Regions from separate parts of the Mus musculus genome. Here region 1 is linked to region 2. The links are chromatin loops, found by intact Hi-C in ENCODE. Cell type or tissue: heart. All regions are shown on one strand.

What was found. Peaks named below come from ENCODE experiments on the same cell type or tissue, not always from the same donor. Only the 100,000 strongest peaks of a DNase experiment are listed, where the experiment ranks them.
Region 1: it touches region 2 in a loop (2.4-fold over the local background); 8 of 42 quality-filtered maps call a loop at or near these places.

The regions. Positions count from the first base shown.
Region 1 is chr4:134,274,233-134,282,232 of GRCm38, reverse strand. Pdik1l (PDLIM1 interacting kinase 1 like) reads left to right here. Exons shown (of 3, transcript NM_001163794.1): 3 at 3,117-7,231. The coding sequence ends at 3,857. Among named protein-coding and RNA genes, the nearest start is that of Pdik1l, 9.0 kb to the left of the region's middle. In heart, no CTCF peak of the experiment used is centred here; no DNase peak of the experiment used is centred here; H3K27ac peaks cover 83 bases.
Region 2 is chr4:134,368,453-134,376,452 of GRCm38, reverse strand. It overlaps Extl1 (exostosin-like glycosyltransferase 1), which reads left to right and starts at 3,906. Exons shown (of 11, transcript NM_019578.2): 1 at 3,906-5,495. The coding sequence starts at 4,735. In heart, no CTCF peak of the experiment used is centred here; DNase peaks (open chromatin) are centred at 3,872 and 4,646; H3K4me3 peaks cover 2,933 bases; H3K27ac peaks cover 1,849 bases; H3K27me3 peaks cover 3,614 bases.

The DNA of each region.
Region 1 (8,000 bases), 94 kb after region 2:
AGTGAGAGCCTATCTAGGGGCTTGAAAAAGAAGAAGAATCTGACAAGCATTATCTAGATACGTGGGTGAAAACTATATATTTCTCTTCTTGCAAGCTAGTATTGTATACACCACCTTCTAAACCACTGTCTGAGCACTGGTATTTTGCCTTACACAAAGCTATTTATTAAGTTTATATTTTAGGGTAAACACAGAAAAACTAAAGTCAGGAATAGCACACCTGTGTTTCAGACTCTCTGCACTGGCACACCATACAGCAAGGAGGTTCCTGCAGGCCATCACCATTGCTGCCCTCTGCCAGGGGAAGCAGGTGGAGGCTGTTCTTGGCTTTTTCCAGAATAACCACGCAAAGTAGTAATAGTGATTAGTAAATGTAACGACTGTAATGTAAACTTACCAGAATATCCACACGAAGTAGTAATAGTGATTAGTAAGTGTAATGATTGTAACATAAACTTACCAGTTGCTCATTCTTTAACAGCTTCACTCCAGTCTTCCCCTTTTGTTTTTCTTTTTAGACACCACATAAAAATATAATTTAAAAACAATATACCTCTATATTTTAGTATGTTCATGAAGCGATGAGCTAGGTGGTTAGAAAACTCAGCTTTATTGACATATATAGAAAATGTCAGCCAGTTGGGCACTTTCCAAAATACAGCTACAAAGGTGGCATTTTGAAGTACTGAAAAAAGGAAAAAAAAAATTTTTTTTTAAATTTAGGCCCCACTCGCTCCAGTCAGCTCCGCTTGCTCCAGCCCAAAGATTTTTTATTATTATAAATAAGTAAACTGTAGCTGTCTTCAGACACACCAGAAGAGGGCGTCAGATCTTATTATAGATGGTTGTGAGCCACCATGTGGGATTTGAACTCAGGACCTTTGGAAGAGCAGTCAGTGGTCTTAACTGCTGAGCCATCTCTCCAGCCCTGAAAAAAAATTTAATGCATATATAAAAACACAGATGAAATAAAATATTCTTGAGGTTTTCAGTTAAAGCTGGAGATTAGGGCTTGACTGGCAGAGCAGGGCTTCCCAACCCTTCCACTCAGGCCCTCTCACCAGAAAAACATGCACAATCCTGCGTGTGTAAAACATAAATCAAACATGCTGATACTGAATCATAAATAATGTCACTTTAGAGCAATCCTTTGGTATAAATATAGTTTTACCTTTTATTAAAGTAGAAAGCAAACAGTACACTACTGAAGTGAATGTCCCTGTTTATTTCTACATAGAGGTAAATCTTGGACTGACAAGGTGGCACTGTGGGCAGAGGCACTCACATGCAGACCTGACAACCTGCCTTCTATCCTTAGGTCCCATAGAGTGGCAGGAGAGTTATCCTCTGACACAATTAAACTCGTTTTTTAAAAAGAGAATTTGGCTTGAATATTTAGCATCTTTAGCACTTTCCACAGTTGATTTGTAGTTTATAAAAATCAGTGGTGAGAACAGTGCTTCACATAACTATATTAGTACAAAATGGTAGACATATGTTTAAGGCAGAGTCAGAAACTGTTGGAAATTCTGTCCTAACACTTTCCAGTGAGCCTCTTGCCTCTGTTTCTGTAGTGCTGGGATCACAGGTATGTGCCACCACACCTGCCTTCACATAGCAAGTTTTCCTTTTTGTTTTCTTTTTTTTTTTGGTTTTTCACTCTGTAGACCAAGCTGGCTTCAAATTCAGAAATCCGCCTGCCTCTGCCTCCCAAGTTCTGGGATTAAAGGTGTGTGCTACCACTGCCCGGCCAAATAGCAATTTTATTTATTTATTTTTAAATATTTATTTATTATATGTAAGTACACTGTAACTGTCTTCAGACACTCCAGAAGTTGTCATCAGATCCCATTACAGATGGTTGTGAGCCACCATGAGGTTGCTGGGATTTAACTCAGGACCTCTGGAAGAGCAGTCAGTGCTCTTAACCACTGAACCATCTCTCCAGCCCCAAATAGCAATTTTTAACCTCTGTTTTTCTTTCTCTCTCCCTGAGACAATCTCACTATATAACTAAGGCTGGCCTTAAATTTGAGATTGCTTGAGCTAGGTGTAGTGACACACAGACCTGTTATTCCAGCACTGGACATGGAAGCAGGAGGCCAACCATGAACTATTCAATGAGTTTGAGGCCTTTGTGAACTACTTGAGACCCTGTCTCAGAAGAAAAGAAGAAAAAAAAAATGGTACCTAAATTAGGCATTATACCATAACAATCCACTGGTAAATTACTTTGGTTAATTGCTTGCTGATGAATGACAGTAGAAAAATATCAGAAGTCTTTGTTTTCCCCCAATTAAACCATTACGTTGCTATAAGAACAGGCAACTTTGTAAATGTAGTAAATATACAGTTTGGTTTTGAGTTCATTTTTGGTAGCTAAACATTCACTAAACTTTTCACTATTGCCAATTTTTTGTGACCTCTACATTCAGTTTAAGAAACCTTTGCCTGAAAAAACAAACAAACAAAAAAAAAGAAGGCCAGGCGGTGGTGGCGCACGCCTTTGATCCCAGCACTAAGGAGGCAGAGGCAGGCAGATCTCTGAGTTCGAGGCCAGCCTGGTCTATAAAGTGAGTTCCAGGACAGCCAGGGCTACACAGAGAAACCCTGTCTCGGGGGGAAAAAAAAAGAAACTTTGCCTGGCAGCAAGCTGCAGATTGACCTAACGTTTTCCTTCTTTCTTTTTAGTATATTTTTAAAAGATTTATAGCTAGTGGTGGTGGTGCAAGTCTTAAATCCCTGCTCTTGGGAGTCAGAGGAAGGAGGATCTCTGTGTTCAAGCCAACCTGGTCTACAGAGCAAGTTCCAGGACAGCCGGGGCTATCCCTGTCTAAATCCCCGTCTCAAAAAATAAAACAAAAACATGAACAAATAAAAAAGACTTACTAATTTTTAATTATGTTGGGGGAGGGGGTATGTGTCAGTGCAGGTGCCTTTAGAAGCCAGGAAACTGGGGCGATAGTGCAGGCAGTTGTGAGCCACCACCATGCTTATTGAGGACCTGAGCTGCAGTCCTCTGTGAGAGCAGTAAATTCAGAACTGCTGGGCTGTATCTCCATCCCTTTCAACCTCTGTGCATCTTAAACTACTACTCTTCTCCCCATCCTTCACAGCTTGTAGAGACTTCATTAAAAGGAGAAATTGCCTTTGATCCCAGAAGCGCCTATTATTTGTGGTTTGTGATGGATTTTTGTGACGGAGGAGATATGAATGAGTACCTGTTGTCCAGGAAACCCAATCGAAAGACTAACACCAGCTTCATGCTTCAGCTCAGCAGTGCTCTGGCCTTCTTGCACAAAAACCAGATAATCCACCGAGACCTGAAGCCTGATAACATCCTCATTTCCCAGAGCAGGATGGACACCAGTGACTTGGAACCCACACTCAAAGTGGCTGATTTCGGCCTAAGTAAAGTTTGCTCAGCATCTGGGCAGAACCCAGAAGAACCTGTCAGTGTAAACAAGTGTTTCCTTTCCACGGCATGCGGGACGGACTTCTACATGGCTCCCGAAGTGTGGGAAGGACACTACACCGCCAAAGCTGACATTTTTGCTCTGGGAATTATCATCTGGGCAATGCTGGAGAGGATCACCTTCATAGACACGGAGACAAAGAAGGAGCTCTTGGGGAGTTACGTAAAGCAGGGGACTGAAATTGTGCCTGTTGGGGAGGCACTTCTGGAAAACCCCAAAATGGAACTTCTCATCCCTGTGAAGAAAAAGTCTATGAATGGGCGAATGAAACAACTGATAAAGGAAATGCTGGCCGCAAACCCTCAGGATCGCCCTGATGCTTTTGAACTAGAACTCAGATTAGTCCAAATTGCATTTAAAGACAGCAGCTGGGAGACGTGACCTACTGCTTGCAAGCATCTTAGACGGTGCTGCTTCAGAGTCGATGGAAATACATCACATGGCCGAAAAGAAGACGGAAGTTAGATTCCACTTTCTAAGGGTTTAGGTTTTATTGTGGGGTAGTTTTATTTTCTCTCTCATTTTTCTTAATCCATGCAGGCCATTTTATTGTATGTTTTGAATGTGTATTACCAATGTGGCTGTAAAAAAATTTTATTTAATGATCATTGGTAAAAGGTTGGCAGAAAAAAATTCTCTTAGGAGCCAAGCAGAGAAGAAAGTCCCATTTTCTAGAAATATCTTTAAGTATTTTAGACATTCCTTGTCAGTATTAGGCATTTCCATGGAAGAAGAGGTTTGCGTGCTGGTAATGCAACCTTCGAAGCTTTGTAAAGGAAACATATATGTATATATTTATGTATATGTCAGTATGTGAATGTGTGCATTTTGCATTCCACATGAAGAAAATGCCACGTCTGTTTAAATTATTTGATACAGGTTTGGGTTTTTGAGATTTGCTGATGAAATTGGTGATAAAAACCACACAAACCATCCCTCATCTTCGTCCCTACTCCTTCTGCTACTGGAAACATACTAAGGGTATTTTTGTTGTTGTTTTTGTTGTTTTCCCAGTATACATCTCTTTTTTAAAGGCATCATTTTGGAGGGTCAGAATGGCTGATGAACGATAACTGAAGCTAAGCAGGTGTAAGCCGCAGGGTGCGTTAGAGCTCTGCAGGGCCTGTAGCTCTTCCAAGTTGAATCAGTCATGGAGTCTCACGGCTCGTGCCTACCTTCAGGTGGCTGAGCATTTGTTTGAGTAATTAAACCACTGCACTGGGCCATGCGGGCACTTGAGCATCTGCTGTAACCCGAGGACGTGTTCTTCTGTTCTGAAAACATTGCGTTACACAACTGTAATACTTGATTATTAATTTTGAGTTTTAAGACTTTTTCTAAATCTCAGCATAAAGTCGAAGAAACCAAATGAGCTCACCCTGGAGTTGCTGGCCCTGGTGTGGCTTCCTGTTGGATCACTGGAGTCTCTGTCACTTTGACAGTGATGCTGTTTTCTCTTGTCTTGTGATGCAGTAATGGGACTGGTAATCACTGTCACAAATACTGGTCGCTCTCTTCCAAAGTGAGAGACGATGCAAATGGATAAAATTCTATGCCCTCAACTGCTTTTCAAGTAGAAAAGTTGTCGTTTTCATATGGTCACCTGGCATCTGTCAGAAAGCAAGAGACTCAACTCCTGAAGGGAAAGTCTAACTGCATGGTTGCCTCCAGATTGTTCTTGCTAATCCAGGAACATTAAGGAAAGGATTCTTTCTTAAACCAGAACACCAGTCTTTAGGATGAATTAGAAGCTACCATTATATCCAGGTGAGGCTTTATAAGGCACTAGCTGCCCACCTCCGGTGCTGGGGTAGAACCTTGGGCCTTAGGTGTGAGGGAAGTAGCCTACCACTAACCCCACGGGGATCTTTTTAAGCGTTAAGATGCAAAAGGCAATAGACTATCAGGATATTGCCGTTATCAGCAACTCTCCTTGTCCCCTCAGTGCTTGAACCGCCATACCGTCACATTAGGTCTGGCTGTGGTTCAGTGAAGAGCGCTTGCCTGGCATGTACAAGGCTCTGGATTCAATCCCTGCCATCACAAAATCAACAGATCCATTAGTGTGTTCAGAAGGTGATAAAAGATAAACCTCACAAAAAAAATGAAATATGTAAAACGCCTAGACTGAATTAATCTGGAAGTGTAAAAACGTGAACCGAAAGGCTTTAGTTAACAAAAAAAATCTTATCAAATGAAAAAGTCACATACACATAATATCACTTGCAGACTTAGCTAAAAGAATTCTTTCAGAAATAAGAGGTAGAAATGTCCTGGATCTTCATGGTAATTGACCCTGTGGGTCACCAAGTTGACACAGATCTGACCCGTGGATTGAGTTACAAGAAATTAGAAAAAGTCTCATTATAATGGATTACCATTGACTTGGCCCTCATCAGATTGATATGTGATGTGTGCCAACAGTTCTTGGCTCTACAAATACCTGTGCACTTGAAGCTGTGGTGTCCTGAGCACATAGCTTTTGATCCTGCCTCCTTGAAAATAATGAGTAATTATCTTTTGTTTTCGTTGGTGCTGGGATCATACCCAGGGCCTTGCTTGTGCTACACAAAGGTGTTAGCACTGAGCTAAATGTCTAGCCCCAGTTATAATTTATTTTGAAAGATTTTTATCTGTGAATTAGAATTCTTTATTATCGGTAAGGGTGTGAGGTGATCAAGAAATTTCTTCCAGAACATTAAGTCCTTGTCTTCTGAAATAGCTTGTGATATCAACAAAAGGACAGGGATTTGTCTTTGTTCGTTCAGTCAGGGGTATTTATTAAGTACCTACTGTGTGCTCAGCACTTAAGTTTAGTTGATACGACAACCATTTAAGATTTGCAGTTGTAGGGGCTGGAGAGAGGATTCTACCATTAAGAGGACTTAATGCTCTTGCACAGAACTGGAACTCAGTTCCCAGCACCCATGTTGAGTGGCTCACAGCCACCTAACTCCAGCTCCCAGGGACCTAATACCCTCTTGCTTCCATGTGCACTTGCGCATGCACACTCATGCACATACACACACACACAATTTAAAGAATAAAGACAAACCATTTTTTAAAAATGGCATTTAGTCATGCACTTTCTTCAGACGCATATAAGACATAAAAGACGAGTGATACTTGGGAATTTTGGATAATTGCTAAAGGAAAAAATGCAATCAAGAAATTGTGCACAGTGCCTTGCCCATAATAGGTACTCAATAAACAGTTATCCCTCATAGTCTGTTGCCATGGTTTCTAGTGTTTTATGAAATTTGTCTTAATTGAAAAAAAAAAAGACCAAATATTTCCACTAAAGCTTATAGGCAGCTGTGTCCAGTCACTGTAGGGTTGTACAGTTAGTTCCTAGGCTATTAATTTGCACCTGTTGTCACTTAGAAACATGGGGTTCTGTAGATTCTTGGTGCTAAGGGATACTTTGTCATTCTGATGAAGTAAGTGTTAAGTGTCAGAAAAATAGCACAGAATAGTTCTTTCTGCAGGTCTGGGTTTTTGTTTTTAATTGTAAAATGTTACCAATCAAACTATTGTAGCAGCTACAAAATAATTCACCAGCATGACAAAATAGTCAAAAAAAAAAAAAAAAAGATGTCATCAGCACATCAGAAAAGAAGGCAACTTTAAAACTTTTCTTTTAAAATTGTCAAATATATTTTATGAAGAATTTATAAAGGGGGAAAGTATTGTAATTTATTGTTCATGAGGTTTTTGGTTTTTTTTTTTTTAATAAAGTGAATTTCAACAAAAAACCTTGAAAGTTCTCTTGCTACTTTGAGTTGTACAGTTCTCTAAGTGATGAGTGTGAAGTGACCTACATCCTGGAAAAGTATTTACACTTGTGGAGTAAAAAATTCTCTCCTAGAAGCGGTTGCCAAGGACCGTGATTGGATTACAAGACTGTATATCATTTCAAGTTCTCCGCAACCGTAATGCTATCTGGCTATTTTTGCTTTTTAAGAGAAGTATGTATTGTTTAAGATTCTTGTTTCGCAGGGCATGGTGGCGCATGCCTTTAATCCCAGCACTTGGGAGGCAGAGGCAGGCGAATTTCTGAGTTCGAGGCCAGCCTGGTCTACGGAGTGAGTTCCAGGACAGCCAGGGCTACACAGAGAAACCCTGTCTCGAAAAAACAAAAAACAAGAAACAAAAAACAAAAACAAAAAGACTCTTGTTTTAAAATAGGTATTTTCTGTGTGTGAATGTCTTACTTACATATGTCTGCCCACTGTGCATGCAGTGCCCAAGGAGGCTGGATAAGGTTTCAGATTCCGCTGCAACTGGAGTTCCATGTGAACCTCCTTGTAGATGCTTCAGAATTGAACCGAAGGTCCTCCAAGAGGTCTTAACCACTGAACCATCTCTCTAACCCACAGATTCTTTTTTCCATTTATCCTATTTCTATTAAATGTACTAAGTGGATGCAATTTCAATTGATAACATGAGGCAATGACTTGTAAAGAAGTAGGGTTTAGCTGAGCATGGTGGCCCATGCCTTTGATTCCAGCACTTGGGAGCCAG
Region 2 (8,000 bases):
CCACTAGAGTCTCAAGTTTGTGCCAAGTGTGTGAGGGAGGGCAGTAACAACACAACATGGGATGACAGGCCACGGGACATGCCAAGAGACTGAACCTGTGTCCTTGGGCAAAAGACAAAAGTGCTCTATCACTGAGCCAAACCCCAACCACTGGGAAGCCAGCTGTTTAAGACTGGCCAGGCACGGTTTGTAGACTATTGCACACCTGAAATCTCACCCGACTTTGGGAACCAGCTATTCTCAGTGTCCCCATTATATGGATGAGAGAACAGCACAGAGAAGGACAGTCACCTGCCCTGGAAGGCACAGCTTATTGGGAACGTGTGGCCTATACTGTCACCTGCAGTGCCTGTTCACATTTAGGATCCTTCCTCGCAGAAGGATATAGAAGTCTTTCTGAGGGTTGTAGGCCCAGGCTGAGAAAAAGCAAAGGAGGGGTTAGGAGTGGCGTGCTTCAGACCAAACTCTACAGAGGTGACCTAAGCTCCCATCCCCTGAGCCCCTGCTTCAGGCAGGAAGCAGTACTTGTCCCCAGGCTGGGAGGCAGAGCTACCAGCTACCGTAGCTGGGAGGCAAACACCGCCCTGCTTAAGGGGCCTCACCTCTGCCCCACTGAAGCCACCTGGCCTCCCTGTGTCCTCACCTTCCTGCCTGGCCACTCCCTGCTCCCCAGGATGACAGTGTCCATCCCATAAATCAGCACCCAGCTACAGGGCACGGGCCTCCTAGTGGCTTCTATGAGTGTGCCCGGGGAGCCCTTGGCACAGCCCGGCCAAGTCTGTTTTCAGGATGCTCTGAGGACACCTCTCTTCTCTGCCTCCACCCAAGCCTGCTGGCAAGCTTGGGAATTAGTTTAGACAAGCCCAGGCCCAGCTGGCCTGAGAGTCTCTCCTGCAGGGATGAAGGTGAAGAGGGTGTGTGTGTGTGTGTGTGTGTGTGTGTGTGTGTGTGTGTATGTGATGTGTATGCTGGGAGTGTGTGTGTGTGTGTGTGTGTGTGTGTGTGTGTATGTGATGTGTATGCTGGGAGTGTGTGTGTGTGTGTATGGTCTCTGTGTGTATGTGTGTGTGTGTGGTGTGTATATGTATGTATGTGATATGTGCTGTGTGTATATACATGTATGTATGTTGCAATGCAAAGGAAGCACGCTTCCAGCATGAACCAGCCATGAGCCCAGGGTTGGGGGTAGGGTGGCAATCAGACAGGATGTCCCTCTTGTGTGACGAATCTTTTCTTGAGGGGGCGCTACACAATCATCTAATCACCCCGGACAGGGACACTGGAGTCTGTGTGTTGCTGGGAAAACAGGTCACAGGTCCACTCTCCTGCCCCTGCCCCCTGTGTCCCTTGCTGCCCCTGTGCTTGGAGCAATTTTCCCCTAGAAGCTCCGAGGGGCGCTTGATAGCAAGGCTACCTCAGGCCCCTGACGCCACCTTTCTTACTCTTCCCTGACACTACGGAAGATTTTCATTTCTGTCTTATGTTTCCTTCTGGGAGAGAAGCCTCCATTTTCAGTGAAGATGCTATCACTACCTGCTCCCCTCGGGGCCTGCCTGGCCCATGGGATAACGCTCACTAAATAATTGTGGAATGAGGGAGAAGGTGACCACTTCTTACTTCCTCATAGGGAGGGTGATTTTTCTCAAAAACGTATTTGGAAGCTGGGAGGATGGCTCAGTTGGTAGGGTGTAACGTGCACGCACGAGGCCCCGGGTTAGGTGTGACACCACATAAACCCAGGCTTGGTGGTGCCTGCCTACAATCACAGCATTGAGGAGGTCAAGACAAGGGGAGCAGACATTCAAGAGATTTCTTGACTACATAGCTAGTTCAAGGCCAGCAAACCAAACAAAAATGTAGCCAGGAGGCAGCTCAGTAGGGGAGCAGTTACCCAGCTTGGGGAAGTAGGAAGGTTCCATCCCAGTGCAGGCAAACCCCAAACAATGTTGCTTCCTTTCCAGTCCTAAGGTCAAGGTCACCCTCAGAGGCCTTCTCGGCCCCTGGGTTCAGCAGCCCCACTGTGTGCTGTCAGGTTCCCCCATCCATAGGCTCTCTAACAACAGGGGTAGAGGAGAGGGCCCATCTCACTCTGCACATTGCCTGTTTAGTGGTTAAAGGTATGGATGGTAGGCTGGAAGAATGGCTCAGAGCTCTTTTTTTTTTTTATACAGTGAACCCAGGTTTGGTTCCTAGAACCCACATGGCAGCTCGCAATTATCTCTAACTTCAGTTCCAGTGAATCTGATGCCCTCTTCTGGCCCCCCTAGGCACAGGGCATGCATACTGTAATACTGTAGACAGGCATGCACAGGCACACACACACACACACACACACACACACACACACACACACACACACACACAGAGGCAAACACTCATACACACCAAATAAAAATAAATATGTTTTTAAAATGAATGGCCAGGTATGGTAACATATACCTTTAATCCTAGCACAGGGGACACAGAGACACGCAAGATCAAGGCTAGCCTGGTTTATATAGTGTGTTCTTGGCTACATAGAGAAACACTGCCTCAGAATAAAAGAGAAGATGTATAGATAGATGGCTTAGGACCTGGCTAAGCCATGGGAATACAGGCAAAGTTACTCAAGTTCCCTGAGCCTCAACTTTCTCTTCTGTAAAATGGGAATGATAGTAATATCTCCTTTATAGTCATTTCCAGCGTGCTCAGGACATAGTCACCTACACTATTACTCTTATTCAGCATGGCACTTCCAGTGCCTCCCTGGGAACCTGGTCCAAGTTAGGATGCGAAGGATCTCTTAGATGATTGAACATGGATGTGGCCAGAGCAAGCTTGAGCCCCTGAAGGAGGGTCCTGGCTCTGACTCAGGAGTCTCAGCCGCTTCCTAGAGGAAGGGAACCTTCTGCCAATTCCAAGCCTGGTGGGATGGCAACAGCGCATGCCCACACCTGTCTCCTGCGTGAGAAAGCCTGCGGTTTGCCTGAGCAGCTGTCTATCACGGAGCGACCTACCTCTTACTGCAAGAGGCCAGATTCTTCTTGATCCCATTTTGAGGATGTTCCTGGGCACCTCACTGTGCCCTGCCCTCAGGCTGCTCACCAAGGAGGAGAGGCCAGCGGAAGGATACTTCCTTGTTGAAGGACACCCCACCAAGTGCTCTTGTAGGACCTACAATAGCAACCCTCCAAGGGAATGATGTTAATCCATTTTAAAGATGCAGGTAGACACTGCCCAGCTCCATTCAGTGGCCGAGGGGACAAGAAGAGGCCCCATCAGGCCAGGCTCTGAGTTCAAATCTTCACCTGGACACATCAAAGCTGGGTCACCTTAAGAAAGGCAATCCCTGCTCTGCGCTTCATTTTTCTCAATAGTAAAAAAGACAAAAGAGCTGGTGATGTAATTCAGTGATAGAATACTTGTCTAGTGTGCACAAAGCCTTGGGTTCTACTCCCAGTACCACAACATCAATTCTAAAAATAGACAATGATAATCGTAATAAAAGGGGGGGGGAAAGGCAGATAAACATCTACTTTGGATCACTGGTAAAGACCTTGGAGAGAAGCAAACTGTCAATCCACAGCCACCAGTGAGGTATGGTGCCCTCCTGACCATTATTAATCTTCCAGAGCCAGGCGTGATGGCAGGTAGCTGGCATTCGAGCACTCCGAGGTGAAGACAGATTGATCAGGGACTCAAAGTCCTTGGTTGCAAGGTGGGTTTGAAACCAACCGGGGCTACAGGAACATCCCCACCCCCCTCGTCTCAAAAAAAAAAAAAAAGGAAAAAGAAACGAAACGGTACCCCAGCGAAAGAGGTTGCAAGGGGTTAAGTGGAAACCCTGCCTCCTAGCCAGGAGCCAATCAGAGCTGGCGGGGGTGTGGCCAGGCTGCTGCTGCTGCGAAAGAGAGCTGGACCGACTTGATACCTTCTGGAGTGGGACCTGGAGCTGCCGGCTGGACCTGTGGGGCAGGAACAGGAATTTGGAGCGTAGGTCTTGCCCTCTGCCCTGTGACAGCTCCTAGCCGGAGGGTGCAGAGCAGCTGCCTGGGTTAGGGGCCATAGCCGAGGGGAAGAAGACCACACTCCGAACCTTCTCATTCCCCAGGCGGCGGGCATGGGATGCACTCCGGCTCCAACTTCAGCTGGCTCTGGTGGCCCACATGGACACAAGGTCTATTTATAGTTCTGCCACAGAAGGCCAGCCACCAAACACAGGGGTAGCCAGGGTTTTTTTCAAGAGCTTTTGGGGCAGAGGGAAGAGTGGGAGAGGACAGTCCTGCCTCCTTCTACATCATCCTTGGCCACCCCCTCCCGATACCCACTCCCCATGAACCCAGACAGTTCTCCATAGATAGCCTGCCCTTGGGTCAAGGGTAAGATCAGGGGTGCAGTCCTGAGCGCAAATGGACACGATCTTGTGGTCTGGACAAGGGTTGCATCAGCCCGAGCAGTGGCCCAGGGCAGAGGTCCCGATGAGAGGGCAAAGGGTGGCAAGGTTGTGTGAAGGTAGAGAAAGCAGTCGGAGAGTGGGAATGCAAATTTAGAAAGCCAGAGCCTCCTTGGACTTCCCACGAGGGGTCAATCCCACAGGTGGCCAATGGTTAGTCGAACTTAGCTAGGGGACCTGCCTTCAATGGTGAGAGCGCTGGACCAGAAGGCTGATTTCCAGCTCCCTCCTGCCTGGGGTCGCCTCCTCCACTTGCTACAGAAATTCCTCACTTCCTTCTAGTCCTAGCTGTTGGTGGCCACATGCTGTGGAGAAGAAAGTCCTTCTGGCTGGCGTTGTCAGCCTTCTGGCTCCTCCTCGTCCTCCTAGGAGTCTTCCCCCTTCGCCTGGCAGTGTTGCCCGGTCCTCTTCCAGGGCGCTCCCAAGGCTGGCCCCGCTGGCTGGATGCTGCCTTCTTACAGAGTTTCTCCCAGTCTGAGACGAACCCAGAAGATGTCGCACAGCTCCCTCGGGTCTCTCGGGGAAGCAGCTGCACCTGGGGAGCCTGCTTTGACACCTCCAAGTGTAGGGGAAAGGTCCTCAAGATCTTTGTGCACTCCCCGGCTGGTCCGACCTCTGAGGCTCAGCGCAGGATCCTGGATTCCTTGGAAGGCTCCCGCTACTCTGCACTCAGCCCAGCAGACGCTTGCCTTCTCCTTTTTCTCCCCAGCCAGGATCGTAGAGGAGCCTGCGGGCCCCTGCCTCCGAACTGGAACGGAGGCCGGAACCATCTGGTGTTGAGTCTCTACCCAGCCCCTTGCACCAGGCTGGGACAGGCGATGGTAGCTGAGGCCAGCCCCTCCTCGGACATCTTCCGACCGGGCTTCGATTTAGCGCTCCCGTATCTCCCCGAAGCTCACCCATTGCGAGGTGGGGCTCCCGGCAAGCTGCAGCAGCACAGTCCCCAACCTGGGGCCACCTTACTGGCGGTAGCAGAGGAGAAAGGCAGGTGGCGTATCACAAGCACCCACGCCTCAGCCTGCCTCTGGGACAGGCACTGTGAGCAAGACCCTGGACCCCAGCAGTAAGTAAACCTACCCTTGGGGAGCCGCTGAGTGGGAGGGAACTCCTGAGTGGGAGGCGGCTGGGACAGGAGCAGATCCAGAGGATGGAGTGAAGGGTTAAGATTGTCATCCTGTCCGACAAACTCTCAGCCGCAGTAGGAGAGAGAGGGTTAAGACAGCAGAGCAGATCTCCACCAAGCTGGAGTGATAAGTCTCCGAGGGTGTGAAAGGCAGATTTTTGGAATTCTCCCTTGGGGATCTTAGAAACATAGCAGGCTGCCTCCCCCTCCCACCTCCTCCATGCCTGGTATGCTGGTCCCTCCTACTCTAACGTTTTATGTAACAGACATTTGTATACCATTCGCTCACTCGGGTGATAGCACTTCCATAAACAATGACGTGGTAGGGGGAAGTAGATCATAGTCATAAGGTGTGTTTACCTTACAAACATAGAGACATGAGTTCAAGCCCCCTCCCCCTCCGCTACCCCCACCCCATGAGACCTTCCGGTGTTGAGGAGGTAGAGACAGGAGGATCTAGAGCTCTAGCCAACCAGCTTAGGAGTTTCAAGATCAATGAGAGACCCTGAAGGTAGAGAGGTGGCTGAGTGGGCAAAGACACTTGCCACCAAGCCTGAGGGCTGGAGGGTTCTGTCGTCCCCCTGAGCCCACAAGTTTGAAAAAGAAGAGATTCCTGGAAATTGTCCTCTGACTTCTACACATGGTCCAAGGCACATGGGTACCCCACCCACTCACAGGACTGAACAAGACACCCACCCTCAAACTCTGGCCTATACACACACACACACACACACACACACACACACACAAGCTATTATGTATAGTAAAATAATTCTAACTGCTGTCGCTAAGGAGTCTGTATTCTAAAGAAGATATATATTAGGGAACTTAGCCATGGCCACCCGGCCAGAGTGAACACAGAACTGTCTGTCTCCGAAGGCTTCTGAGTTTTAAGCAAGAGTTGGGTTCAATCCTGTCCAAGGCCTCAGGGGAGCCACCGAACCTGGTAGCTGGTCCCAGCTGGAAACTGCTCCTGGGTCTAATTTTGGAGATTAATCTCTCAAGGAAATAACAGCCTCTGGTTTTAGAAATATGACTTAGGTCTGACTTAAAGAACTTCCTACCTGTGAGAATCCTTGTGTAGACATAAGGGGATGGAGACCTGTGCTGGGCACACTTCAGTGATGAAGCTGTGGTTACTCCTAACGACTGAACCCTTATGTGCCCAGCAGGTCAGCTGTCTCCTTCCAAGGTTGTGCTGGCTGTGGATCCCAAGGCTCCCTTTCCATATCCCCAGAGTTTATAGTCCCTCTGGAGTCTCTCTTTTTCTGTGTCTTCCTGTGGTCTCCCTCCCTGTCCTCCAACATGGCTACTCTGAGCTTCACCCTTCTCCCCGGGGACTCCCTCCCCTGGCCAAGTTCCAGTTCTACCTCTACTTAAGGTTCAGGGGAATCTACAGGGAATGGAATCCTTACCTCCCGAAGTCACTTGGAGACCTCCTGGGAGCCTGCCCTGTCATTCACCCGCCTCCTGTCAACACACACACCCTCCAGCCCTTCTGGGGATCTTCAGACCCAGACCCTGACAGGGACTCTCCTGTGACTAGAAGCAGTAGTCTTAAAAACTTACTATTGCTGTTGATGGCCATCTTTGTGTGTGTGTGTGTGTGTGTGTGTGTGTGTGTGTGTGTGTGTGTGTGTCTGTGTGTGTTACTATGGACTGTCCCCAGGGCCATGTACATGCCAGGCAAATACTATACCACTGCGCTGTGCACTCATTGGCTCTGGAAGTCCCTCTTTTTTTTTTTTTTCCGAGACATGGTTTCTCTGTATAACCCTGGCTGTCCTGGACCTCACTTTGTAGACCAGGCTGGCCTCGAACTCAGAAATCCGCCTGCCTCTGCCTCCCAAGTGCTGGGATTAAAGGCCCCGGCCTCTTTGGGCTAACAATGGTTATTACCCATAGTTACAGATACTTTGTGATTACTATGTGTAGATACTTTGTGTTGTTGGGTTTTCTTTTCCTCTGTTTTTCCCTGGCCCACCTGGAAGGCTCAGGGTAGACGGGGCTGGCCTGGAGCTTGCAGTAATTCCACTGTCTTTGCTTTGTGTGTGTGTGGGGGGGGGGTCTAGAGGTTACAGGTGTGTGCCCTTCCCTTCTGCTCTGGGCAGCATTTCCCATGATGCCTTTCTTTCCAAGGTATGCTTCGTGGTAGTCTTTCATTGCCCTCAGTTTCTCAGACGTAGCAGCAGCCTGGGCCAGACAGCATAGGGACAGGGTGAGAGAGGGAGGCCAGCCCCAGAAGACAGCCTGAATAAACAAGCACTGGCCAGAGAAAGAGGTACTTCAGTCCCAGCCACTGTCCCACATTCTAGCTGGCAGGCAGGTGGCTGTGGTGGAGGCTCTCCAGGGGACTGACTGTACCTACCTTCCTCAATTATTACTGATTCTCCCGGCATCCTCCACAGGAGATCTCAGTCCCCATCCCAGGGCACAGGGTGTTGG